7 separate regions of the Homo sapiens genome follow, and all the other regions are linked to region 1. A link is a loop called in an ENCODE intact Hi-C map of the cell type or tissue named here. Cell type or tissue: mammary epithelial cell. All regions are shown on one strand.

Evidence for each region. Peaks named below come from ENCODE experiments on the same cell type or tissue, not always from the same donor. Only the 100,000 strongest peaks of a DNase experiment are listed, where the experiment ranks them.
Region 2: a loop joins it to region 1, with 10 times the contacts of the local background. A loop is called at or near these places in 48 of 110 quality-filtered maps.
Region 3: a loop joins it to region 1, with 4 times the contacts of the local background. A loop is called at or near these places in 2 of 110 quality-filtered maps.
Region 4: it touches region 1 in a loop (2.8-fold over the local background); 10 of 110 quality-filtered maps call a loop at or near these places.
Region 5: a loop joins it to region 1, with 11 times the contacts of the local background. A loop is called at or near these places in 63 of 110 quality-filtered maps.
Region 6: a loop joins it to region 1, with 2.8 times the contacts of the local background. A loop is called at or near these places in 9 of 110 quality-filtered maps.
Region 7: a loop joins it to region 1, with 23 times the contacts of the local background. A loop is called at or near these places in 42 of 110 quality-filtered maps.

The regions. Positions count from the first base shown.
Region 1 is chr7:33,931,342-33,935,341 of GRCh38, forward strand. The region is part of intron 2 of BMPER (BMP binding endothelial regulator); the gene reads left to right. Among named protein-coding and RNA genes, the nearest start is that of BMPER, 28 kb to the left of the region's middle. RefSeq lists a silencer at 1,567-1,833. In mammary epithelial cell, a CTCF peak has its summit at 1,715 (motif pointing left); DNase peaks (open chromatin) are centred at 1,720 and 2,730; H3K27ac peaks cover 435 bases.
Region 2 is chr7:33,755,271-33,759,270 of GRCh38, forward strand. No RefSeq gene overlaps it. Among named protein-coding and RNA genes, the nearest start is that of FLJ20712, 31 kb to the left of the region's middle. In mammary epithelial cell, a CTCF peak has its summit at 2,500 (motif pointing right); no DNase peak of the experiment used is centred here.
Region 3 is chr7:34,086,469-34,090,468 of GRCh38, forward strand. All of the region lies in intron 13 of BMPER (BMP binding endothelial regulator), which reads left to right. Among named protein-coding and RNA genes, the nearest start is that of BMPER, 180 kb to the left of the region's middle. In mammary epithelial cell, a CTCF peak has its summit at 1,846 (motif pointing left); no DNase peak of the experiment used is centred here.
Region 4 is chr7:33,421,552-33,425,551 of GRCh38, forward strand. All of the region lies in intron 19 of BBS9 (Bardet-Biedl syndrome 9), which reads left to right. Among named protein-coding and RNA genes, the nearest start is that of BBS9, 290 kb to the left of the region's middle. In mammary epithelial cell, a CTCF peak has its summit at 2,264 (motif pointing right); no DNase peak of the experiment used is centred here.
Region 5 is chr7:33,241,498-33,245,497 of GRCh38, forward strand. The region is part of intron 5 of BBS9 (Bardet-Biedl syndrome 9); the gene reads left to right. Among named protein-coding and RNA genes, the nearest start is that of BBS9, 110 kb to the left of the region's middle. In mammary epithelial cell, a CTCF peak has its summit at 2,012 (motif pointing right); no DNase peak of the experiment used is centred here.
Region 6 is chr7:33,457,319-33,461,318 of GRCh38, forward strand. The region is part of intron 19 of BBS9 (Bardet-Biedl syndrome 9); the gene reads left to right. Among named protein-coding and RNA genes, the nearest start is that of FLJ20712, 270 kb to the right of the region's middle. In mammary epithelial cell, a CTCF peak has its summit at 2,104 (motif pointing right); no DNase peak of the experiment used is centred here.
Region 7 is chr7:33,183,632-33,187,631 of GRCh38, forward strand. All of the region lies in intron 5 of BBS9 (Bardet-Biedl syndrome 9), which reads left to right. Among named protein-coding and RNA genes, the nearest start is that of BBS9, 56 kb to the left of the region's middle. In mammary epithelial cell, a CTCF peak has its summit at 2,272 (motif pointing right); no DNase peak of the experiment used is centred here.

The sequences.
Region 1 (4,000 bases):
GTTCCCAGGTCCACTGCTAGCTGCCTCTTTGAGGGATCTGAGACAGCCTCATTGTGTGCCATTTCTCCATCTGCAAATCTTAAGAAACCTGTGAGGATTAATGAAATAATGTCTACAGAGATCTTTAGAAGAAAGCTGCTATGTAAACCTGAAGTATTATTCTTCTGTTTATGAGAAGTGGTATAATATTGCCTGGGAGAAATTGTGACCTGGGTTCAAAAGTGCTAAAAAGTTCTCTTGGGCTCTTTGGGATCTGGAATTGGGTTACAATGGGGATACTTCAAGGAGAAGTTGACTCTTTGACTTCATACATAGAGAGACTAGAAATTCCGATGAGAATATACACGCTGATGTGGGATCAGCTTCCCCTGCTTCCTCCTCCTTGGGGCACTTGAAACAAGACATCCATATTCCTAACAACAAATTCCTATTTGAGCCATCTTGAGACTCTCCACATGGACCACTATTGTGTAAGTTCTCAGATAATAAAAATTTGAGTAAGCATCAAAATGTCCTATTTGTGCTCAGCAATGGTGATGGCTTTTGAATCAAGGTGAAGATCTCTTTCGTGCTTCTCACTGTGCCAGAAGTTACACCACAGTGTTTGTGTGATCTGCTGTTGTCTGTTGTCTTATTTTCCCCAAGAGCTTGTAGGTTTCTGGAGACTAGGAACCTTGCTGTATGATTTCTGTCTCCCTCCCGCAGCACTGAGTATAGTGATACGTGTGCCAAGGCTTTGTTTTTCAGCTTTAGAGCCTCCACTGCTAAGCAACTTTCCCTCTCAGAGTCGCCAGGCTGGGGCATCTATCCCAGGAAATTGGCTATTTGGGATGAATGTGGGTCTACCTCCAGGGGTATTTGTATTTTGGTGGGGAATTCTTGAAGGCAGCAAAATCTGTAAGCTCCTCCCCAACAAAGACTACCGGGATGGAATAACAGGGCACCCCGCCACTTTATTCCCAGCAGTCACACTACCTGGCCTGTGTGCTTCATTGACATATTGAGTATTGTTCACTCGGGCAGAAAAAAATACCACAACCTCACAGCCTTCTTAGTTTCCTGAAAAAAGATCTGTCACTTTGAATTTGCTAGTTTGCCAAATGACAGCTGTTTGCCTCCCAGGCAGGCTTTGCTGTCATCAGAGACAGGGATGGAGGGAAAATAATGCCATCATCTAGGGGAAGGGTCTTGTGTTGATCTTCAACATGGCTAACCAAATGGACGATCAGCAGGCAGACACGAGGTATTTTCATTTTCACTCTTATTTCAAGAGATTTGTGATGGTGTTTCATAGTCTAAAAATAAAGGATCCGCCCGCAGACATTTCTCCCTCCACTACCCTCATCATATTAGCTGCTGCGTTTTCCTCTCCAGATTTTGATTCTATTATTTTTTATTATAAATGAAAGGTCAAGGAATACTTTTCGTATTCCATAATAGGATTGGTTCTGGAAGAATCTTTGAAAAAAAAAATACGTTCAAGACATTGGGGCTGGGAATAGAACGGAAGCATCTCAAAAGCATGTTTTTCTGGTTAAGGAAAGCACACGAGAACGTTTCACAGCGGTGCTCTGCTATCTTCTCTGTACCCCTCCGCCCTACGCTCATGGGAGAGCTCATTTCTCTCCCCATCAGACACTGGGAAATACTCCCAAGGCTCTGGCAGTCTCAAGGCTGCAATTCCTGAGACCGGGGACTCTGTGCTGCCATCTCGTGGCAGATCTCAGACACAGCAAGCTGGCTGCCGGAATCCTGTTTGAACTTGGCTTGCGGCGGGAGCTGTGGTTTGGCTCAAATCCTTATAGAGCTTTGTTGCCAGTCATGTTGATTTTTAAAAAATGTTTTACTCCCTATGCCCCCCTTTTAGTTTTTCATGTTGGCACTTCATTTAATGTGCCTCCAGAGGCTACATTTTGGGTTTTGATGTGTTTGGTCAATGTTAAAGAATCGGTTAACTATCTTCCTGAAAGAAGGCAGTAATGCAGACAGACGCCTTTGACAGCAGGTAGACCACTGGCTGGCAACCGTAGAAAGAGGGACACACGGGAGACTAAGAATGAAAGATGCAGTAAGGTTTATTGCTCTTATTCATTGGTTAGGTTTTTTTTTTTTTTTTTTTTAGAGTATTCTGACCTTTTCCTTGAGTGTATTTTTGCTACCATTTCTCTTGTTTAGATCTGGAGAGACTCAAACTCAAGCTGGGATTTGGGGAAAAGTGTTTGAGGATGCCAGTCTGGCTTTCAGAGGCATGATAGGCACATCTCTGTTGATATCCAAATTGGAACAACTTTCCTTGTTACCAGAAAACAGCTGGTGTCTGCAGACCTTCCCATGGTTGGCCATGACACAGGCCCCTGGAGTTGCTCTGCTTTCGTTAGAGAGTTCCTGTCTGGAGCCACCAGGAAGACACCAATCTCCCCTGGGGCCTGAGGGCAGGATCATTATTTTGTTCTCTTCTGCATCCTGAATGCCTGGGAAGGCATTTAAATGACAGGCCTCTATTTGTATTCCAGATCTGTGTCTTGGGTGACCCTGGGCAAGTTTCCTAACATTGATCCCTCCTCTGTAAGATGGCGATCATTGGGAATTTTTGGTGAAAAAAATGCACATAAGATTCTTAGCACAGAGCCTGAACACACAGAGAATGAGTTCAGTAAGTGTGAGCCAGTATTAGAAAATGTTTCTTGAATGAAGATGTGAACGGAATGAGCCCTGAACTTGAGTCACAGTGGTGACACATAGTGCATGTGGGGATGAGGCAGCCCAGGGGGTGAGGGAGTCCTGAAGGCATGGCTTTGCGTGTGCCACTTCTCTCCAGAGCCACTGGCTCAAGAACAAGTGTTTTTGTCTCTTGGCAAAATTGGGAAAGTGAATGGAGTGGTCTTAATTAACCTGTGTTTGAATTTACTCTGTAGCTGCTGGACTCAATTAAGGAAATGGAGGAATCAGGCTCTCACCAGCAATTCCCTGAGCTTTTAAAGTTTTTTCTTGGAAGGCCTGGGATTCCAAAGACTACTCCACATTCACACCAATCAGACACCAGGGCAATGATCAGATATGGCAGTTCTGTACCAATGTGACCGTTGATAGAATATTTAAAAACTCCCAGTGTAATCAGGGGGAAAAAACCCACTAAACCTACAGCTAAGGTTTAGGTTTGTTCTATGTGTGTGTACAAAAAAAAAAAAAAAAAAATCCAGATGTGAATCTACAAACCATCTGGTTGGAATAACTTTTGTGCTGGACTGTAATTACAAACTATTTATTATGAATCTTGGGATCCTGTTATGGATTTTGACTGGCTCCCAGGTTTCTAAGTCAGCAGAGTTCCTATATTTAAGCGAATGTGTGCCTTCCTATTTATCAGATCCCAGATTGTGCCATCACTTTGACTGCCCTGAGAGCTTTGAACTCTCTGTATCTGAAGATTCTTCCCTTCAGAGAGGAGATGCGCTTGGGAGTGGCCCTTGGCTAAGGCCGCAGCCAGGTTGCAGCCAGGTTTGCTGAATGCATAAAGCCATACAGTCCTGGTAACAGAAGCTCTGTTAATGAAGTTCTTTCACAATTCTCTTGGGGTGGGAGAGTCGGTATAAAATTTAGCTTGCAAGAACTACGCTTTTCAAAATGAAGTCACTGTCAACAATACCAAGCAGCATACATACCTGGTGGCTATCTGTGATGACTTTGGTGGGAGTTGGGAGAGATTATTAATTTGTAAAAAATATGTCTCTTTATTTTGAATGGTGACCATAACAATGTATGACCTTTGTAGTTTAAGAAAAAATTATAAAAATAAATCTAAGGGCTGTGCCTTATAGTTAGCCTTGATGCCACCATTATCATGGAGAAAAGGGGGTGAGGGAAGGAGTTCTGGGGAGCGTGGAGCCAGTATGCTTGGCTTCAGATTGTAGGTCTGCTGTTCACAAAGGGACTGTGGACAGCTCCTTATCCCAGCTCAGCCCCAGTGGCCACAGAAATACTCTCCCCTGATGGCAGTGGT
Region 2 (4,000 bases), 180 kb before region 1:
ATTGCCGGGCTATGTAAACAATACTGGGTCTGAAATTGAGCCTTGGGGACTCCCTTTACAACTGACAAATTGAGAAACAAGGCCATCAACTCTCACACATTGCATCCGGTGAGTTAAATAACTCAGCCAAGATCCATTTCCAGCCCAGTCTGAGATAATCTCTGTCCTGTAATAATAAATCATAGTCAAGGGCGTCGGATGCCCCAGGCAGATCTATAAACCCGTAAACAAGGCTATGCTCCACAATTTTGATCACTCTTAAAAGCTCAAGCCAAATCATTCATGGGTTTAATCTCAGCATTGGTCACAATTACATTCACAGCTCCCGTCTGCCCATGAAAAACAGCAGAGTTGCTGTTTAGAAATAGATCAAGGTAGTAGCTTTCTCTCTTTGTTGATTTTTTGGCTTTCCCTTCTGTACTCATGAAATCAGTGAAAGCTGGCGTCTGCACTGGGGATCAGCCACAGAGAGCATGGGACAAGTTCTATTTATTCCAAAGGAAGGAAGCAGAGGAAGATTGCATGGTAAAGCCGGGTTGCTGGGCAAATGATTCCATTGTCGTAGAACGTGGAACCAGAGTTTTGGGCAGAAATGGCCTGGGGAATGGTGAATTTGCTCAGTTGTGCCTCCTAACTGAGTTTTTTCACTTTGCGTTGGTGGCTTATGTTCATGGTTTCATAGGTTTAACTGTCTGATTGGTGGCCACTTTGAGCACAATGGGATTGTTAACACTTGTTGGTTGTATAGGGTCAAAGCTTATACACGGATGAGAATTGACTGCTCAGACCAAGTGTTTGGCAATTCTCAGTCTGTATTTTGTTCTTTAACTTGCTCTAAAATTCACAATAGAGTTAATCTATTCCTCTTCTCGAGCTTTACTTATTTTCGGAATTAATTATAGTTGGCCCTCATTATCCACAGTTTAGCTTTCCCAAGTTTCTGTTACCTCAACTGTGGTCCAAAAATAGGTTAAGTACAGTACATTAAGATATTTTGAGAAACAGAGAGAGACAGAGACCATATTAATATAAATTTTATTACAGTATTTATTATAGTGTCTAATTTCACTATGGTTAATTTTTTCCTGTGCCTAATTTATAAATTTATCATAGGCATATATGTATAGGCAAAAACAGTGTCTATAGGGTTCAGTACTATCCAAGGTTTCAGGCATCCGCTGGGGGTCTTGGAATGTACTCTCCACGAATAAAGGGAGACTGCTGTTCACACAAGAGCTGAACAGCCAAAACTGGGGAGATTGATAGGGGGTACCAAAGAGAGAATTTGGAGTTCAAAGTAAGATGCGTAACTCCTTTTATGATTAATATTGGCAGGAGAGGGAATTAGCATTTGCTAAACACATACTCAGTTCAAGGCACTATGCTGCCTGACTTGGAAATGTTATCTCACTTAATCCTGACAGTAATCCTGTTGGGTGATATAATCATTATTTAAGAAAGAGGAGGCTGGGCGTGGTGGCTCAAGCCTGTAATTTGTTTTACACTTTGGGAGGCCGAGGTGGGCGGATCACAAGGTCAGGAGTTTGAGAAGAGCCTGGCCAATATGGTGAAACCCTGTCTCTATTAAAAATACAAAAATTAGCCGGGCGTGGTGGCGCACACCTGTAGTCCCAGTTACTTGGGAGGCTGAGGCAGAAGAATCGCTTGAACCCGGGAGGTGGAGGTTGCAGTGAGCTGAGATCGTGCCACTGTACTCCAGCCTGGGCGACAGAGAGAGACTCTATCTCAAAAAAAATAAAGAAAAAAAGAAAGAGGAAAATCAAGACTCAGAGGGGCGAGGTCACTTGCTCAAGCACACATAGCTATGTGACTGACAGAGCTGAGAGATGAAACTAGGTTAGGGTGACTGTCAACACACAGTGTTTCTCCTGTGCCTCACTGCCTCCCAAGAGTGAGATCTCAAATTTATGTGACATCTCTGACTTAAGGCTGGGTAGGCAAATAGGATTTTATGTCAAAGTTGCTGTATTAGTAGTAGTGCCTGGAATGCCGTGTGGAGAAAGATTGTCGTTGGGTGAAATTCTCCAGTTGATGAATGGTGTTGGCCACGTGTTTGGCTGGGGAGGCCAGCAGGCAGCAGGCCGGCTGAGCGTATGCTGGGTTCGCCTCAGGTTACTAGGAGGCATAGTCTATTGTCAAGCAGAATTGTGCCTGTGTGTTGGGTAACAATGTATACCCACAATGGTTATACGTTGGTGCAATGTATTATTCATAACCTGTTAGGAAGAAAATTCTGTTGAAAAAAGCCTCCTAATTGCCACTCTGGAAAGTATCAAGTTGTGGTCCATCAGCATTTCAGGGGCTTATATTTTTGTAAGTAAAACACACTTGAAGGCACCCTGGCAATACCTAGGGTATCCTGCCCTTAAAGCATCCTATTTAGAGAGTAATTATTTTCTATCTTTGTTGCAGTAACAATAGGGGAATGAAACCTAAATGAATGATCAAAACAAAAACTCCTCCAACCACGAGGTGGCGCTATAATCTATTACTCAATTTATAAATGCTTCGTGGATTGCTTGCTGACTATTCTCTTTTTGTTCCTGTTTTACTTGCTTACTTTTTAAAAATTTATTTTTTTAATTGAAAAATAAAAATTGCATCTATTTATTGCATACAACATGTTACTTTGAAATATGCATACTCTGTGGAATGCCTAAATTGAGCTAATTAACGTATGCATTACCTCACACACTTTTTATCTTTTGTGTGGTGAGAACATTTAAAATCTACTCTCTAGGCAAATTTGCAAAAATACAATACAATACAATACATTGTTATTAACTGTAGTCATAATATTGTGCAATGGATCTGTAGAACTAATTCCTGCCATCTAACTGAAATTTTGTACTCTATTTTTCTTTTCACACTCATTTTAGTTCTTTCCTTCATTTCTCCAACCCTTCTCAAAACAAACTAACGAGCCAATGGTCCAACAAGCAAATATCTCCTCCAAGTACCTTTTTTATTATTATTCTTTCCTCATAGTCCCCGTATTTTAAATGACTTAATGTAGCAAACAAACCTTAATTAGTAATAAAAATTCATTTGGGGGTTTTCATTAATCAAAGACTATCAGAGCTTCTGCTCAGAATATGTGTTATCAAGTAAGTTATGTTTCTCCAGCTAAAAATTAAAGACATTTAGTATTTTAGATAGCATGCCTATGTAATGTTATCAAGGTTTTTTTTTTCAAGTAATGGAAATTGTTCACCAATACTCATTACTGCCTTTAAAGACTTCTGGGAGGGGTGTCTTTAAACTCTTTTTGAGAATCAAATTCATTCCTGGGTCCCTGGGTAGAAATTTTGTAAATATCAGGATGCTGAGGCTGCCTCTCCAAAAGCAATACCTACTGGTTCTCTTTCTTGGTCGTTTGCTCACAAATTCAAGCTCCTTGCCCAGGATTTAATTCTCCATTTCGGAGAATTTAATCCTGAATAACACTTACACCTGAATAACGTCTTTAATTCTAGGTTCTTATCATTCACCAAGAAAACTAGGCCATTTTGGTTTAAATTAAATCACCGAAGTTCTTGTATGATTTGTTGGTAATAGTAAAAGAGACTAGACTCATGAAATTAGGGATCGCTCACAGTTGTAACAATTAGACCACACTTCCTCCCAGACACAAGTTTTAAGACTATCAATTAAATATAAACAGGTTTTCTGGCTGTAAGATTTTAGCTTTTGTTTCCTTTCCAGTTAGCCTAGAACCCAGCAGTCCACATGTGCCTGAGAGAGGAAGAGATGGTAAGACCAAATGTTGCTCAAAACCTTGGAGACAAGTTTGGTTCTAGCATGAGCTGAAGTTTTACTAGATTAGGAATTTATATAGGCTATGTCCTTCAATTCGTCTACATAATTTCCCATTGTCTAGTGAGCACTATAGCTCAAGGACCAATGGCACCCAACACCTTAGAAATAAAATTCGTGAGTCCAAAGACAAAGCATGCTATTGTTTGGCTCCTTCCACTGC
Region 3 (4,000 bases), 160 kb after region 1:
ATCTCAAGTCACTTGGCTGCCTTTGGGTGTTTGAATGAGTCTGGTTATTCTACCTGAGGAAGAGTTTAGGTCTGCCTTATGGTCTAGCCCACATCAAATGTGCACATGGAAAATAAGGAAGCAAAATGAGAATTATTTGGATCTTGGCCAACTGTGAGACTTCACGTCTAGAGTCAGATGACAGTAGAAACAGGGCTTGAGGATGGAGGGAGGAAGGACTCTTATTAAGACTCAGGACTCCATAACCTTTTCTAACTCTTTTTAACCCCCTTCCACGCAAAGCAACTGGTTACAAAGGAGACTTGGATTTGACTTCCGCACTGCAAGGTTGTGTTTCTGAGTTGATGAGTTTGGCCTGGGTGTACTTCCATTTACTACACAATTCCATGGGTTCAAGAGCTATGGCTGCCTATAACTTTAACCACTGTGGGTGTGGGAGGAAACACAAGATGAACACAGCCCAAAAGGCCTTGTTTAAGTGATTTGCCTGTGCCTCTTAAAATTAGAAAACTCCTGTGGTCTGAAGCCACAGAGAGGTTATTTTTACTCTTTAATTACCACCAGTTTATTTCCCCTAGTTCTCATTAAATATGATTTTTTTATTTGATCTTTGGACATAAAAGATAAAGTTCTATAAAGGCGGCTCGAAGTGGGGTGGAAAAAAGACTGTCCCTGTCATCACAAATCCCCGAACATGGCTGTATGTGCCAAACCATTTGGCTCCGAGTCATGGGTTTAGCTCCTTCAAGCCATTTTCCTGTTATAACTTGAATTCTCTGGGTTCCCTTCTTTCTCCTCTCTGTACCACCCCTAGACTGACCTCTTGTCTAGTGAAACTGAGGGATCTTAACGTGAGACTTTGCAGTGAGTTAAACAGCTAGATAGACAAACCTGGCTTTATTTGGAATCTAAAAACCCTCACTTGAAGGTCTGATGGAAAGCAGTAGAATATAGCAATTAAGAACTTTGTGGTGCCCCAGGATTCAAAATCCAGCCCAGCTATGCAACCTAAAACAATGACCTAAGCTCTCTAAACCTCACCTTACTTATCTGTGAAGTGGGGATAATAAAAGAACCTACCTTGAAGAGTCGCCATCCAGATTCAGTAAGATTATGAACATGAATGCATGTGCTTAACACAATGCCTGCACATAGTCAGCGCTCTATAATTGTTGCCATCATTTCTTCCGTGATTAATTCAGTAATGAAGAAGAGTAAGATCTCTTTTGGAAGCTCCTCTATCCTGTTTGCAAATTTGGATTGGACCCTTCTCTGCTTAAAATAGAATGGAAAGGCTGTGCTTCTCCCAGGGCCAAGCAGCCTACACCTTTGATTTTTATCCCATTTCAAAGGGATGTATTGAAAACAAAAATTGGAGAGAAGGTCTGAAGAGATTAGTTTCTTTTTTGAATTTCTATGCTTTTTGCCTTCGGTGATTTATTTAGTGTTATGATTTCTGGACTGCAACAGAAATATGATGAGCGCTTCAACAGAAGTTACGAATGATGACTTGGGCACTTATGAATAAAGAGCATTGGATTCCTTAGGTGGCCAGGCAAATGCTCCCCTTCTGCCCTTAATGATTCTACAGCATCTACAATGGAGGATGCTTAGCTGTGTAAAGGGCTTGATGCCCTGAGTTGGGCAGCTCATGAGAATGTTCTTGGGATCCTTGTGCATGGAGATTTAGAGGCCAGGATGTGGTGGGAAGTAGGCTTGTGCTCTCCTGATCAGTGTCATTGTGTCATGGTAGAGTGCCCTTCCACAGTGGGCCACTTCTTCCTGGAAAGGGCAGAGGAGCTCAGGAAGGAGAGCTGGGCAATTCTGCCTGCCCTGCCCTCTGCTGGTGATCTCACAGTCCAACAGGAGGATGCACCTTCATGAACCTGAAAGGGAGAGTGGCCAGTGTTGGCCAGATCCTGTTTCTCCCCCTTATTTCCAAGTGCATGTGTGGCAGAAGAAGAAAATAAACCAGGTGCAATGTGGAAAGATATTCTCTTCTCAGTGGAGCTCCAGAAAGGACCTAACCTCAGGGTTTGTAGGAGACTTTATGGAGCAATGGACTGAGAATGAGCCGTGGGGAAGGGGACAGCAAGCTGGACTCCAGCCCAGCTCTGCCACTGTTAGCAGTGTGCCCTGGTGGCTAGCTGAGTTCAACATCCTTTATCGAAAGAACTGATACACAGTAACTACCTGGCAGGATTGCTCCTCTGAGGACTGAGGCCAGTGGAGGGTACAGCGCTGGCACACGGTAGTCCTGGCACAGAGCGTGCTGCTGTCCTGTATCTCTTACTTTCTATGGAGAAGCTTGCCCCTGGATTCACCGTTTACCTTTCTGATTGTCCACATTTTCTCCTGATGTCATCACGGAGGACTGATTACATAAACTCCCCCTGATGCATCTGTGGAACAATCTCAAAATCAACTGTTTCTCTTTTGCGACACTTCCTCCAGGTAGTGTAAGTGACGATTGCATTGCAATCGTTTAAAAAACTATTGTTTTTTGTCTCATGAGAATGTCATGTGTTCATTGTACTTGTAAATAATGTTGAAAAAGTAAGGCAAAATCAGCAATCATACATCCCACACATGTAAATTTTTGCTGGTACATTTGATATCATTGGTGGAATTTCTAAAATGAACCCAAAAGTATAGTCAGATCTGTGGCTGTGACACATTTTTTGAGCCCTTACAAGACTCAAAAATTTATTTTATTTTCCCCCCATTCTCCAAAAAATATCTGTATTTTCCTTTAAGGACAAAGAATGAAGTAGCATAACACACCCAAATAACTTTCTGAGCACCACTGTCTTGTAACAGAGGGAAGGGAGAATGCAAATAGAGTATTTTTTCTGAGAAAATATTACCCATTTTGGGTTTCCTTACTCTTACAACAAATCCCACAGGGCAAATTCTATGATAATTATGAGATAATGCTTCTTATAAGGTCAAAATAATAATGACAATGTCTCTGAATTAGGTTTTACTTTTGAGATGTCTATGGTTTATTTTATTTTATTTATTTATTTTTTTGAGACAGAGTCTTGCTCTGTCACCCAGGCTGGAGTGCAGTGGCGCAATCTCGGCTCACTGCAACCTCTGCCCCACAGGTTCGAATGATGCTCCTGCCTCAGCTTCTCAAGTAGCTGGGATTATAGGCGCCCACCACCACACCCGGCTAATTTCTGTATTTTTAGTAGAGATGGGTTTTCACCATGTTGGCCAGGCTGATCTCGAATTCCTGACCTCAGGTGATCTGCCTGCCTCAGCCTCCCAAAGTGCTGGGATTACAGGTGTGAGCCACTGTGCCCACCCTGCAATGTCTATGGTTTATAACTCCTATTTATTTTGGTCTTTTATTCAATTTAACATTTTTAATAGTAAACAGTCCAGTGTGTAAGTACTTGAAAAACTACCACTTTGTAAATGAATGAGAAATTACTTCATAGTAATCAATATTTCTTTATTTTTTTCTGTTTTGGGAATTTTTTTTAAGCTTCACAAATCAATTTGACCCATTTTGGCTAATTTGGCATAAAAATTTGATATATAATTAAGTTCTTTTCAATCAGCATAGCTTGCTTTAATTAACTAACTGAATATGTTTGGGTGCAAAATAATTTAGTTACAAACTGCAGAAAAGTTTTAACCAAATGCATTGATAACACATCTCAAGTCTTAGCTTTGCTAATTGACTTCTCAAATTAGATAACCCTCTTTAATAATTGTTTGCATTATCCTTTATTAGTGCATTATAGAAATTCCTGGGAGCTGGAGAGGCAGTGTACTGTGTACCCACCTGGAAAAATTAACGTGAAGTTGTTTAGATTATATTTGGATTCAAATGTAGGCTACCTCGAAGAGAAAAAGTGTTGGGTGTGTTCTTGCCTTCTTTCTCCTTTTTCATCTCATATTCATCTCTCTTCTCCAGCCTCATATTGCTTCTCCCTTCATGTCCCAGATGCCAACCGAGCAATCCAAGAGGAATAGGCAAACTCGC
Region 4 (4,000 bases), 510 kb before region 1:
TTTTGTACAGAACATTAGGGAATGTTCCAGCAGAGTGCAGCAAAAGCTAGTTATTGCAAAACATACTCTTGTCTTTTCTTAGTCAGTCTGGAATGTTGAGATATAGAGGGATTTAAGATTTTAAAAATGATGGAAACAAACAGTAGAGATCTTGGAACAATGTTCTATGTGCACTCCTGCTCCCCATCCTCTGAGAAGGCCTCAAACAAGAAAAGCATTCTCTAATTTACTAAGTAACACTGATCTTTCTTAAAGAAAGGACATGGTTGGTACCTCCAGATAACACTTGAAAATTAGCATGGTGTATTTTACTTGCTTTTCTTTTCAATATAACTTTTTAAAAAAGTACACAAGTACTAAATATCAGAATTCTTTGTCAGAAAATACAGAAAAGGGAAGGGAATAAAAATAAACAATACCCTAATTGCACCACCCAGAAAATCATAGTTTAAATTTAGTATATAGCCTTCCAGATTTATGAATGTGTTGGATTATGTATAAATATAAATAAGAAATAGAAATATTTTTAAATTGGGTCATAAGGTACATACTGTTTGGAAAGTGCTTTTTCTTGTAAATATAAATTGTATGTACGGTTATAGCTGCTATAGCTTTTCGTAAATATAGTTAACTCTGGTTGCTAGTTTCAGTTATGTTTGTATGGTATGCTCCTGTCTTTTAAAAAATGTGTGACATATTACTTCACAGTAACATGTAAGTAATTCATTTTACTTTGTGAATAAATATTATTCTGATGCAGACCACTGTATATTTGATGTGTACCACAAAGAATAAATATTTACCATAGCAGAATTAGCTGATTTTTCTTACTGTTGGTGATTTACTTTAAGAAGCTTCTCTTTCTAACTTCTAGCCCATTTTTAGAGAGAAAGTGATATTTTTTAGTGGTTTGTGATTACATAGTGATGATACTTTAATTGTGTTGGTGTTTTTAAGAATATTGGCTAAGTAGTAAAATAGTTGCCCAACTTTTCCTGCTTTCTAGCTACCACAATTCAATTACTTTTGATTGTCCTGCTTTAAATTCCTACTTTATAATAATTATGTCTTCTGTTTATAATGTGATAATTTAAGAATAGAAGCACAAAAGATTATATTTGGCTCTCAACAATGAGAAGACAGCTAATTACCAGAGAAACAGAGCTATCAGATTTTTAAAGAAAAGTATAATTAATAAATGCGAATGTTCAGTTTATTTTTTATTTTTATTTTTTAAAAATAAAGACAGGGTCTTGCTGTGTTTCCCAGGCTGGTCTCAAACTCTTGGCCTCAAGCAATCCTCTCGCCTTTTCCTCCTAAAGTGCTGGGATTACAGGCATGAGCCATCCGTGCCTGGCCTTAGTTTATATATGAGCACATCTGTTTGAATTATGTCTGGCACATGAATGTCCCTGAAGGAATACTGGCTGGAAGAGAACTTGGGGTGACTAGGTCAATGACCCTTCTATCAGAACTGAATGCCGCTTTCCAAACAGGCCAGGACAGTGATCATGAGTGCCAGGGATCGGAACACTTTGCTGATTTAGGAGGTAGAAAGTCAGCCAAATTGGAAGCTGTAGCCATGTTAAAGATACTACAGAAGCTACCTGCTGAGGGGCTGAGACATTAACAGGCCTGGCTACGTGATAAGATTGACCACAAAAGCACAAGTGCGGACCCGATTCCATAGCAGAGAACATCTGCCTCTGCTGCTGGGGTCAGGAGCAGCCTGGAGCCTGTGGGAATACAGCAGGGGAGGCATGTATCACCTTGCTGTAACCACTGGTTCTTCAAGCACAAAATCAAAAAGATAGAATTTTAAAATGAAAATGTATACCTTGGGGGTGTGTGTGTGTGTGTGTGTTTCTAGCTATAAGGGGATGAGAAAAACAAAGGTTTTTGAGTCAGGGCCCACGGGTGTGCACACTGTGCTTCTGGTAGCAGGGTCTAGGATTAAGAGGGCCTTTCATATGATGTGTGAAGAATATATAAATGTAGAAAGCAAAAAAAAAAAAGTATTTAAAAATCTTGCATTGTTTCAGCAACACAATTCAGAGTCAGTAAACTTCAGAAATTATAGGTGCCCCAGGAAATAAATTAAAGGCCTGGGATCATTACTTTACAAGAATGAGCATACCAGGACATTTCGAGACCAAATTTAGTTTCTGTTCCTTCTTCAAAGACAAAACTTGAAGTCTTCTTTCAGTATGTTAATTTAAACCTCTCTAAAAACCTTGTAATTGGGGTAAGCAGCCACCAGGGGGTAGCCATGATTTGGTTAAAATTACAAGTCTGACTAGTAAAGCTTTTTCCCAGGTGGGAAAGTGAAAGGACCACTTTGATTCCTTTTTGAAGTGAAGCAAATAAAATGAAAAGAAAGTTCAGTAAATTTTACTAAACTTTCAATTAATTTCTTGATTGGTTTAAAGGACACTTTTTGAGTTTTCAGCTACTCAGTGGCATTTTTTTGCTCCGGCCACCAGCAATACAGTCTGTCTCAAACTTGACATTAACTAATGATGAACTTTGCTTTTCTCATCACCTTGTAGCTGGAAAAACACACACATACACTATGTGTATTGTATATTTAAAAAAATTCTATCTTTTTGATTTCATGCTTGAAGAACAAGTGGTTCCAGCAAGGTGATTATGGAAGAATATAGGAAAACTTGGCTTATCATTTCCAGAGAATAGAGAGAAGATTACTTTCTATTCTTATAAAAGGAGAGAACTCTTCCTTTTCCAAAGAACAGTTTTCTGCTGCCAGCTAGATGCTGCTTGAAATGTATACATTTGACACTTTAGTAGTTCTGAAATTTGCTTTGGGTTCAGTCTGGAGGGGAACATTAAAAAATACAGATTCCTGAGCTCCACCCTTAGACTCACCAAATTTCAAACGAGAAGAGATGTTTTTTTTAAAAGGTTCCCTGGTGATTCTGAGGCAGGGTCCAGGAAAATGCCTGGCAGCCTTCTCTCTTGTAATGTGTGAGAACTACACTAGTAAGAGAATATCTCAAAATGAACTTTTAAAAAAGTTCCTGTTACCAGAAACAGGTATTTAAAAATATCTAAAAAAAGCACATGTAATAAGACTTTAAGCAGAGGGTTTAACAGAATTTTGTAGGAAATTTTAATATGCAGACCATAGTGTAATGAAATTTCTTATTTGGGGGTTTCTTCTTTTATACTGATGGCCGTATAATTATAAGATTTTTTTTAATGGAAATGGAAATGTACTTCCTTGTTTAGCTGCTATTTAAGAAGGATCTAGAATATGGAGTAACTGAAGTTCCTGTTATAACTTAAGAGATTTGATCACTCAGAGTAACAGATGTGCAAGTAGATACTCACCATCATGTTATGGTAAAAAAATTTAAAAAGTTTATGATTTTTTGGATATAAATTAATATTTTAAAAATGTTTATTGACCTCTTCTTCCCCTAAAGTATGAAATAAAGGGGAAGTGATCACATTCTATTTTACAGACAAGAAACTGAGCAGTGAGGAGGAAAACCACTTATCTAAGGACATTCTAATCTACAGTAAACACATAGAAGAGTATTGGGTTATTTTGATTCCTGTGCCATTTTGTTATCTACCATTCTACATAAATGGAGAAGTTCTCCTCCCTTCCCAACCCTATGTCTAAACTTACAGTCTAGTTATAGATCCCATTGTTAGTCTTTCTACTTAGACCCCACTTTATCCAGTGGAGCTCAATTATTATTATTAATTTTTATCATTACTTATTTTAAAGTATGATGATAATACAAACAGGCACACTTTAAAAAAATTTTTTATTTTAATTTTAAGTTCCAGGGTACATATGCAGGATGTGCACGTTTGTTACATAGGTAAACGTGTGCCACGGTGGTTTGCTGCACTTATCAGCCCATCACCTAGGTATTAAGCCCAGCATGCATTAGCTGTATTTCCTAATGCTCTCCCTCCCCCACAGCCCCCTCCAGAGGCCCCAGTGTGTGTTGTTCCCCTCCCTGTG
Region 5 (4,000 bases), 690 kb before region 1:
TTGAATGTTGCTTTTTCCATATTTTCTCTATTATGTACCTGTGAAAATCCAGTTAGATATAAGTTAGACAATCTTATGCTATTCTTTATGTCTCTTAACTTCACATGTATTTTCCATTCATCTCTAGTATTTTGATGCATCTTGGATTTTTTTAGATTTATTTGTTTTGCTTTCTAAATCACTGCTATTTAGTTACAAATTCTTATTAAAACTGCTCTTAGAGTTTTGTTAACTTTGTTCACTCTTAATTATTATATTTTTTATTTCTCAAATTTCTGTTCTTTTAAAAATTTCGCTTGGTCATTGATAAGGTCTCTTAATCATTTTTAATACCTGCTTTTATTTCCTTAAACAGAAAGTGTAATATTTTTATATTTTCTGTCAATTTCAGTACACGAAGTCTTTGCAGTTTTCATCTCATTCTCTATTATTTTTGCTGTTTCTTGGTCATGTTACCTTCAATTTTTTGTGTATTGTAACTTTGACTTTGAGGTCATATTCTTTTGAACATTATCAATGGGAATGATTGGTGTCTTTCTTCAAAGATTTGAGTAATCTTTTGTCAGATGTTTGGTGGTACTTCCAACCCAGTATCACTTTATACTAAAATCACAGACTGAGGTTTCTTGGGTCGTCCAATAGAATGAATTTAGTCTGCAAACCCACATTAAAATCAGTTTGGGGTTTATGAATTCCTAGGATAGATTTTTTTTTCCTTCATCTGGTTCCAGGTTTTGAGATGTGTACTTTATTTTGCTTTCTCCTGGGCTTGAGGGGGAATGCTATTTACAAGTTCTCCTTACAGTAGAGGTAGAGCTCTTTGTGGTCTTTGCTTTGTACTGGGGAGATAAAGTCAATATGAGGATCTACTAGATTCTCCACAAAAGGTGGTCCACAAGTTTTTTCTCCTTTACTGTATCTCATTTGAGAGCAGGAAAACTGAAGCTTATGGTTGTCTGATTTAGGAAAATGCCCAACAGCTCTTTTTACCTTTATGGGGTTCACACTTTTACTTAGTTTTTAGCTTCTAAATTTTATTTACTTTTTTTTTGCAGCATATTGATGTACTTAAAAGTACTGCTTTGAACAAACATTTTATACAGTAATTTTAGTCTGAGAATCAGGGTCTTATATGCTATTCTCCTCCTCTACTTGTCCCCTACTTATTGTTTGATTTTATTTACATTTGCAAGCAATTAACAAAGAATTCAGCATCAAGTTTTGTCTGCTAAAGTGAAATATTTAACATTTTATATTTAAATTAGATGTTACTTATAAGCATATAAAATGCTATGGTAATGATAGACCATGTTAAATTTGGAATCAGAAAGGAATTTAGAAATTATGTCATTAGGTACCTACACTATGCATAACATTCAGTTGGAGAAACAGTAGGAAGGTTAGAAGACGTAGTGTTGAGTTCTGGCCCTGCTACTTACCAGCTGTGTGTCCTTTAATAAATCATTTGAACTTTCTTGAGCCTTAGGTCTCTCCACAGTAAATGAGGACAATAATTCTTGACGTTCCCAAGTTATAGAATAGTTGGATGTGCTAATAATGTATGGACCACGTTGTAAATGGCTATTACTGTTAATTCGGAAGTCTTTCATTTGGTTCTGTTAATTTCATTGGACTTCTGTTAGAAAAGGTCATCAATGTATTCATAGATTGCTACCGTTGTTCCTCAAACCCTCTTAAAACCTGTCTCAATTCTTTAGCCTTCCTTGTTTAATTTCCTCCTTGTATGACATTGGAGCTCAGTTAACTTTTAGAGCATAGAGCAGAAACCAAGAATTTTGAAAGCTGATTTAGAAATATCTATTGGAATACACAAGGAGTGTTACATAGTTACACATGTCCTTCACATTCATATCTGATGCAGCTGAATTCCTGTTTTAAGGCATAAAATAAAGCCAGTCTTTGATAGAGAATAGTAAAAGCCTATGCAGTATCCAATTAATATTGGGAAGATTTTTAATGGGATCGTACTGCCTACTTGTCAGCAGAGGGAGCCTTTGTCTCACTTTTTGATTCCAGAACTCTTAGAGTAGTGAGATTTTAACAAGTCAGAATATTTATGGAAAATGTCTGTTTCCTCACCTAGGCCTGAATAGGAACCAGTTTTTCTTTTGTTCCTGGAAGAGAAAAACTTTTTGTGTTTGTTTTCTGAGTTCTTTATAATAGTTGTTCCCAAGTTCCTTAAAAATGGTTAATGCTGAGTTGTAACAGAGGTTCTCAATTACTATCCTATGTTAAAGTTTTGGATGGTCTTAAGATAATGGACGAAAAAGAGCTAATGTAAGTAAGTTAAAGCTAAAATTTATTCAGTTAGAGGACTACACTTAGTGATGACATTTTTTACTTCCTACTTATTTGTATTAGTATTGTCTTTTAAGAGAATATTGGTGATTATAATCTATTTCTTTAAAAAATTTCCTGACTGGGGCCAGGCGGAGTGGCTCACACCTGTAATCTCAGCACTTTGGGAAGCTGAGGCGGGCAGATCACCTGAGGTCAGGAGGTTCAAGACCAACCTGGCCAACCAACATGATGAAACCCTGTCTCTAATAAAAAATACAAAAATTAGCCAGAAGTGGTGCCACATGGCTGCAGTCCCAGCTACTCAGGAGGCTGAGGCAGGAGAATTGCCTGAACCCGGGAGGTAGAGGTTGCAGTGAGCCGAGATTGTGCCACTGCACTCCAGCCTGGGTGACAGAGTGAGACTCCATCTCAAAAAACAAACAAACAAATAAACAAACAAACATCCTGATGGGCTTTTCACAAGGCTGACAACCCTACGATGTTCTCCAGTAGTTTCTGAAATGTTACAGGTGAATGAAATTCATGAGCCTGGGAATCACTGTTTTACTGAGTACTTTAGCAAATAAAAATTGACATTTCTGAATTGAACCATTTCCAACTTCCTGGCACATTTTTTCCTAACCTTCCTCTGGGATCTTTTCTATCCTTTGGTATGTAAAGAGTGAGACTTAATAACTAAATTATCTGATATCCAAGGTATAAATAAGTATGGGTGCTGGGGGAAGTTGGCTTGATACTTTTTTTAAAGCATGCTAAATTTTGGTTTAAGATTGCCATACATTCCTACCATGTTCTATGTACTGTACCAGGTAGTTAATACAGGTTCCCTCCTCCCCTCCTTTAGTCTTTCTAGCAACCCATTGCGGTATAGAGGTTATAATAAGGCTTATTTTGCATTTGAAGATACCAACTGGATGAAATTAAACAAAGTACCCAAGTCACATATTTAGGATGTGTCTGTGAAAGCCAGAATTCAAAACCTTATCATCTTGTGTTTCTGAATCAAAAATCACTGCCCTTTCCACTACTTATTGGTACTATATCTACATTTGATACTCTTTCCATATTTGTTCAATTTGTTGTTTTATGATATACCATCCTGCTTTGGAAACAGGGAACAGTCAGGGAGTATCCTAATTAGTGCCCCTTTTTGGTACTTTGCCTGCTGATAATAATCTCTTGTTTTGTATTGAAAAGAAAAAGACTTTGTACCCAGGCTCTAATAATTACTAGAGCTTTAAGTTTAATCTGAGTATGCTTTTGAAGTCAGAGTTTTATGAAATACTAAGGGATCTAAGGATCATTCTGCTCCTTTGGTGTCCACTTTGGGCTTCCACAATTTATTCTTTGTGGTTGAATGATTTTTCTCCTAATTTGTATATTTTCCTTGTAGAGTTCTCAGCCATGCTTCCTTTATTTCCTATATTTTTTATATTGTCTTTCCAGTAGGCTTTATCTCTTTATTTTATTTTTTTAAGAGCAGATTTAACCTTAACCTTTCCCCTCTCTTCTTAACAGATCTTAGTGTTTCTAGTGTTAGGCATACAATGAGTACTTAGTCTTTTGACTTAGTTCTAACTCTGTAATACCAAGATGGATACTAAACTCTGTAATAATTTTGAATCACAGTCTCTTAAGTGTCACATACCAAAACTAATTATTTCAGGACTTTCACCTT
Region 6 (4,000 bases), 470 kb before region 1:
TTATGTAGAGGAGTTTCCGCTTCTACAAAACTAGTCTCTTAATATTGAGAAATAGGATAGGAAGATTTCAGGACCTTTATTCCACCTGTCCTGAGGGTAAGATTTTAAGACTTTCTCTGTACCAAAGAAAAAGGACTCTTGGGTCTTGGTCATGTTATTGTTTTAATAAGCACTGTCACTATAGTCACTCAATGAGAAATGTCACCGTATTCATTTCTGTATGTTGAGAGATCAGATACCTTCTGAAACTTACTTGTTGATGGAATAAGATATAATTTACACTAAAATACTTCACAGAATATATGGAAAACATGTATGGTATCTTAGGATGAAAAGTCTTTTGAATTTTCCTTAGCTAGCTGATGATTTTGAACTCAAGGTTAGTTTGTCTGGAAGCATGATATATTTATCTGTAAAAAAGAAACTTTCAGGAAATTGTGTCTGAAAAGAGTGTTAAAGACCTCAATATCTCTATTTAGAGTTTAAAAATACAACTTAACTTTTAATTTAACCACTTTTAGTCAATGCTCTTAAAGTGCCCATTCCATAAATCACCCTATCGTTTGCCAAATAGTTGCCATTTATAGATCAATAAAAGTCCGAAGAGGTTAAGTGACGTTCAAGTAACACAGCAAGTGGCAGGATCAGGAAAAGGTTTGAGGCTTTTAATTTCTAGTCTTTTAGCTCTGAGACAATTAGCTGGTTCTGCTCTGAGATCAGCACTATCCAATTTAAATGGAGTCCTCAGGTGTGCTTTTAAAAGAGACAAAAAGAGACAGTTGTCTGGCCTGGATGACTCTGTGCACTTTTTTGTTTTTTGAATAATGCTTATTATAGAAAATGTCTGATTTAGCAAAACTGTTTATATCACTCTTTAAGAAGAAATGTGAAAGTCATCCGAGGAAAGGCTGAATGGAACACATCTGAAAAATGTAAAAAGTTGATTTTTTGAATGAGAGAAAAAATGTAAAAGATAAAAACAGGCTTCTTTTAGTATTTTTGAGAATAAAGTTTTCAGAACAGCATCCCAATGTACCTGTTTGTTCATTTGTTCCATAGATTTCTTCTTTGAGAGTATATGGTATCAGTATATATAATTAGACTTTCATTTAAATTTCTAGTCCATTTGTGGATTACCTTACCACTTTGGGGAGTGTTTATATTAACTATTCTGTGCCAGTTTTTCTTTGCGGAAAATCTTTCTCTGCTTTTTGCTAAAATAAGTAACAAACAAGAAGCTAAAGATTATAGCTAATGGTCTAGAACAAAGGATTAGAATCCAATTCTGGCAGAAGCCAAATGAGTTACAGTGAATTTGGCACAGGGTGTAAAAGGAACTAGTCTCTGTTAATTGTATGTTCCTGTTTGTAAACAGGTGTTTGCCCAAGGGGAGTACACTGCACTTCTTTTCAAATGTTATGGAAGAGTGATTCACTGGAATAGGTGAACATTTCTCAGTTTCACACCCCGAATACATTATGACAATTCTTTTAGTACTCTGGGCTCAGTGAGTTTTATTAGTAGCAGAAAAGATGGGATTCCAGAAACTGTAGCACCCTCCTTATTTGGTGTTTCTGAGTTTAACTGGCAGGCTGTTGTCCTTGTCTTTAATTAAATTACTTCTCAACCAAGTGTCTTTGAAGGACAGCTTTTGTGAAATGTGTCAAACACTAGGGCTTTTTTCTTTTCTGCCATGAGGCTTGTTGGCAGCAGTGGGAATGAAGTTAGGGGATCAGGAGTACAGTGTTAAACCAGTTATTAAAAGGGCCTTATTGCCAATTACTGAAGAGGAAAGAAGAAAATAAACACTCAAGAAGACAAAACGAACTCCTTTCCATTGAGATCCCTCTTCCCTTTGCTTGTTCTTTAACGCCAGCCAGAATCTTGCGGTATTGTTCTGCTTGTTTTAACTATCATGTTTTATTTTGCTCAGCATTTTGGAAATTTCTCTAGAGCTGTGGTTCTCAATTGGGAGTGGGATGATCGAGACTCCGGGACATTTGGCAAAGTCTGGGGGCATTTTTGATTGTAACAGCTGGGGAGAAGGGAGAGGATACCATTGGCATCTAGTAAGTAGAGGCCAGTGATGTTGCTAAACTTCCTACAGAGGGCAGAGCAGCCCTCACAGCAAACAAGTATCCAGCCCAAAATGTCCACAGGGCTGAGGTTGAGAAGCTCTGCTCTATAGGAAGAAATTAAAAGGCATTTAAAAGAAGTGGCCCGTCTCTACAAATTCATAGCCAGTTTGTGCAAGCAGATATTCAAAATATCTCATTTCAGTGCCTTTGCACTGAAAATGAGTTTTTGTTTTGAGCACTTCCTTACTCTCTGGCACTACATGCTGCTCCAGGTTTGTCTTATATATCTCTTGCCCCCTGCTGGAATCAGCCATTTCTCCAAGGAGCCCTGGTCTTTTTATTGAAGAAACCAAGATCTGGGCATTAGGTGTGCTTATTGGCACTTAGTTTTTTAAACTCCAAAATCTAAGCTTAATTTGTTAATGAGACCAGTTTTTAAAACTTGGTCTTTACCATATATTATATAAGTGTACTTTAAAAATTCTTTTCTTATGTTTGAGCTTACATGGAACATTCTAATTACCCAAGTAATATTGAAATTCAAAATGAATCTTTATAAGTTAAATGAAACCTGCAATAACATGGATTGTAAAATGTATTGCTTTTATAATATACTGATGGTGTTTGAGACTACTGTTACTTTAAAGCGACTTTGTTATTGTACACTTTTTACCATATGTAGTTTTATTTAGTTTTATTTCATAGCCTCCTACAGCTGAAAGGCACTTAATCCTGCCTTGTCTACAAATCGATAATTTGTTCTGAAGTGTGTGAAAATCTGCATAATGATGAACCTGGCTAAAAGAGTTCTATTGTGATTTACGTTAAACTGATAGTCCTTCATTTGGGTAATGTTCATATCTCTGTAGAAATTTAAGGTTTAAATTCTCCTAAGATAGTTTCTGGAATTTCTTGGCTTTATCTTTAACTGCTTTGTTTATTTCAAAAACTGTCTTCTATGCCCATAATTGATTGACGTAACCTGTCAGGGTTTTCTCTTTAAGTAGCATTGTTGATTTTTAAACCATTTTAGGTACAAGGGAAAATAATTTTGATTTTAAAATGAATATTTTCTCTTATTAAATATTTTTTATGTACTGAAAAACTCTTAAGATTTAGACAAAATTTTATGTTTTATCACACTTAAATAGACATATAAAGAAAAATACAAGCAAAATAATTTGTTCAAGGTATTCTTAATTTTTTTTTCACATTCAGAGTCTATTTGGGATCACTTTTAAACATAGAATTGTCAATGTCTGTATTTTTCCAAACATTACTGTCCTCTATATCATCAGAAGTTTTGGTGATGTAGCATTTAAAAAAATAATTTGAGATGAAATTCACATGACATAAAATTGATCATTTTAAAGCGAAGAATTCATTGACATTTAATGCATTCACAATGTTGTATGATCTCTACACCTATCTAGTTCTAAACCATTTCCATCACTCCAAAGTAAAACGCCTTACCCAATAAGCAGTTTCTTTCATTAACCCATTTCCCTAGACCCTGGCAACTACCAGTCTGAGTTCTCTCTCTATGGATTTATCTTTTCTGGATATTTCATATAATTGGAATTATACAATATGTGATCTTTGCATCTGACTTCTTTTACTTAGCATAATGTGCTGAAGGTTTATCCACTTTGTAGCATGTAGCAGTACTTTATTCCTTTTTATGGCTGTATAATAGTCCATTATGTGGCTGTACCATGCTTTGTTTTTCCACTCATTTATTGATGGATATTTGGGCTATTTCCACCTTTTGGTTATTGTGAATAGAGCTGCTATGAACATGTGTGTATGTGTTTGAGTACCTGTATTCAGTTCTTTTGGGTATATACCTAGAAGTAGGGTTGTGGGATCATATGGTAATTCTATGTTTAACTTTTTGAGGAACAGCCAAGTGGTCTTCCACA
Region 7 (4,000 bases), 750 kb before region 1:
CTAGAGCAGTCAATTTTGAGCTTGCAAAAGCTTTTAACTGCTTGAGATAATTTTTAGAGCTCTGACATAAACTCCAAAATTCCTGTCCTCCAGATGGCTGAGAACAAGAGAAAGTACTGCCACGTACTTAAAAGGTCAAGCTCCCAAGGACATAAAACAAGACAAGCGGGGAACCTCATTCAGTTTTTTTTTGTTTGTTTGCTTCAGGAACCTGCAGCAAAGTTTGTAGCTGACTAGTTTGCTGGGCTAGCTTGAACAGCAGGCTTGTTCTAAGCCCATGTGTCCTAAGCCCATGTTCAATCTTAAGGTACTCCTCTTTATGACAGAATATAGTAAAAAACATTTATAGCAGAAAGTTCCCCAGAGTTGCTATAGCTTAAGACCAGCCTCACAAATCCTTTTTCTCATTAATTAAAATATTGCAAGAGGTAGTGATTTTTACCACACCTATAAGCAGTTTGCACACAGAGAGAGAGAGAGAGAGAGAGAGTGAGAGAAGAAAGGCAAGGGAAGGGAGAAAAGCATTGCCTGCAGTGGGGTGGGAAGACGAGGAGCTTAGGGGAAGCTAGAGAAAGACCCACCATTGCAGTGACACTAAACAAAGTTCAGGTGGTTGCTTGTAATTTGCTAAGGGATCTTTTCCAGCAGTCCCATCAGCTTTCAAGTTTCCCCTTTTGGGGAGAAAAGAAGCTCCCCATGTCCGGTGATCCTGTACATGCCTAATCCCCCCACAGCCATCAGCAAAGAGCGCAAGGCAGATTAATCCAAAGAAAATAGTGGTTAACATCCCATAATGCCAAATTCATTTTTAACCAAGAGATTTTACTGAGAGGGGCCTCTAACCGCCTAAATCTTAAGAAGAACTCTAACCTTCCTAAGTTGGGTCTCGAACCCAAATTTGTCGAGAATCCTTACTTTTTATTAAGAGGGTCATTTAACCCATTCTGTCTTAGGAGAGACTTTAAATCTTCTAAGTTGGGCCTCTAATCCACCACTTAACCATAGTCGGCCAATGGGTTCTGCATTCTGTTTCCTTTGGGTCAGGAGTCTCCTTCGTATCGTTCTTTCATGGTTCACCAGGAGAATGTTACTGGAAAGGGGTCCTGATCTAGACCCCCAGACAGGGTTCTTGGATCTCAAACAAGAAAGAATTCAGGGCAAGTTCATAGAGTAAAGTGACAGCAAGTTTATTAACAAAGTAAAGGAATAAAAGAATGGCTACTCCATTGGCAGAGCAGCCCTGAGGGCTGCTGATTGGCTATTTTATGATTATTTATTGATTAAATGCTAAACAAGGGATGGATTATTTATGAGTTTTCCAGGAAAAGGGTGGGCAATTTCCCCAGAACTGAGGTTTCCTCCCCTCTTTAGACCATACAATGTAATTCCCTGATGTTGCCATGGCATTTGTAAATTGACATGGCACTAGTGGGAGTGTCTTTTAGCATGCTAATGCATTATAATTAGTGATAATGAGTAGTGAGGACAACCAGAGGTCACTTTGGTCGCCATCTTGGTTTTGGTGGGTTTTGGCTGGCTTCTTTACTACATACTGTTTTATCAGTAAGGTCTTTGTGACTGTACCTTGTGCCAACCTCCTGTCTTATCCTGTGACTTGGAATGTCTAACCTTCTGGGAATGCAGCCCAGTAGGTCTCAGCCTCATTTTACCCAGTCCCTATTCACGGTGGAGTCGCTTTGGTTCCGATGCTTCTGACAAAGCTATGAATGAACATCTTTTTACATAAATCTTTATCTACATTTCTGATTATTTCCTTAGGATAGAGTGGAGAGGTTGAGTTATTAAGTCAGACACTTGTAAAATATTTTTTTCCAATATGAAAGTAGCTTTAGTCCTTAAATACTGTATAAATTGCAAAAAGTTCAGAACTTAGGTAGAAGAAAGTAAGACTCCAAGACTTGTACATTTCATAAGAAAGCCCACTTTCTAAGCCTGATGTCTTTAATGTATATTTAGTGTGCACCTTTCCAGTAGTGAGTGGGTGATTCTTTTAATTGGAAAGCTTCCCTGGAGTTGATGTTATTTAAAAAAGAAACCTAAAAATCCTTGTTTTCTACTTTCCTCTATTTCATATGGCATCTTATGGAATTATTGTTTGGTATTCATGTCATGTCTCAATAAAGGAATTAAACAAAACTAAAGCCCAACACAGTTTTAAGCAAATGTGTTATTTAAATTATGGAAAGGCAGTGGGAGAAGAGGTGTGCAGTATTTTGTGTGTGCGTCAAAATGAACTAACACTAGATGGCAGTCCTCTATAACTTTTGGCCTTAGTTGCTGCTGCTTTAGAATAAGGTATGGCAAGAAATCACTAATGGAGGAATGTTGATCCCATAATAATGCTTTGTCTTTTATTAAAAATAAATGTAACTTCTTTGAGTTGCACAACAGGGTGGGTTTTTAAAAGACAGTTAATTATAACAGATAACAGAATATAATATAAAAGCGCTTTCTAGCTGTGCTTCTCAAACTTTTAACTTTTTTAAAACTTTTAAGTTGCATTTGAATTATAAGGGGATCGTGATTAAAATGCGGATTCTTGTAAGTCTGAAATTGGACCTTAAATGCTGAATTTCTGACAATATTCCAGGTAATGCTAAGCTGCAGTGATCTAGAGGTGTGCTATAGCCCTATGTCTGCAAAATGCTTATTTTGTATCAGGCAGTGTTCTAAGAGCTTTTACAGGTTGAAAAAGTAACTGTGAGTGGTGGAGGGAGGATTTCTACCCAGCCTGTCTGCATCTAGAGGCTTCTGGTATTAGTCACACTAAACTGCCTCCTTGATTGGGCTGTGAGTGAATTTACCTCCTCCCCCATTCAGAAAAAACTTTCCTATCAGAATGGAGTGTAGTTTGGTTTGGCTAAAGTTAAGTGCATATCTTTGATTCTTCATAGATTATGGGAAATATGTTAACTTCTGGGTCGTATGTTTGCTTTTTCAGTTTTATTTTTCTGGTTGGTGCTTTGGTTTGTAAGAAAAGTCCAAAAAAATTTAAAATTCCTCCAAAAATTATAATATTAATTGGTTGTATTGGGCTTTTATTTATTTATTTTTGCAGAGGGGAAGTGTGTTTGAAGTTAAAAATGTTCGTTGTTTTTTAAAATTTAAATCCAAGCTGCTTTTTTGAAGGAATATGTGATTTTGGGTTCTAAAAAAATATTAGTTTATCTTTGTTTTTTATGCTCTTGACAAATTAATGCTTGCAAAATTTAGTGAGTAGCATAAGCATAGACAAACAAGTTACAGTTTGGACATATACTAAATCAATTTTGAAAAGGTAGATTTTAATAGATTTAAGATATGTTAGTAATATTGGTGGAATTTATTTGTTTTGGTAATTTGAACTCTACTTGTTTTTGAAAAAAGAACAAAATGATATTTTTGCCAGATTTTCACTTGCTTTTGTTTCTTTGTGTTACTAAAATTTCCAATGGTTGTTAACATGGTATTTTACCTAGTTAAGACAAACTTGCCATTTCAAAATAATATTTGGAAAAAGACAGCATTAATATTGATTCACAGAAAGCCAGTGGTGAAGAAAATAATATTGTTTTAAGGTCAACAGCTGCATATACTTAACGTAGTAAAATAAGATACTTCTTGTAGTCTATGTAGTATCAAGATATTTGAGCTAGAATTTCTTTCACTGATAGTCTGATTTAGAGTCCCTGTAGTAACTGACCCAAAGTCCTCAGTTACCCGAAATTTACCTTGTTGGCTGTGAAAAGATGATGAACCTTATATAGGAATCTTTCAAGTGTGTAACAGGGACACTGGGAAGGAATTGTTGGTTTGTTGTAGGTGCTTGGGCACTTTCAGGGACTGAAGCAAGTCTGGTGTGTTGTTCCTCCCTTACATCATCTCTCTTTGTCCCTCCGTCTGTCCATCCCCTCATCCATTCGATGCATATTTACTAAGAATTCTGAGTGCCCAGGCACTGTGTTAGTTTTCTTGGAATAGACAGATAAGGAAAAGACAG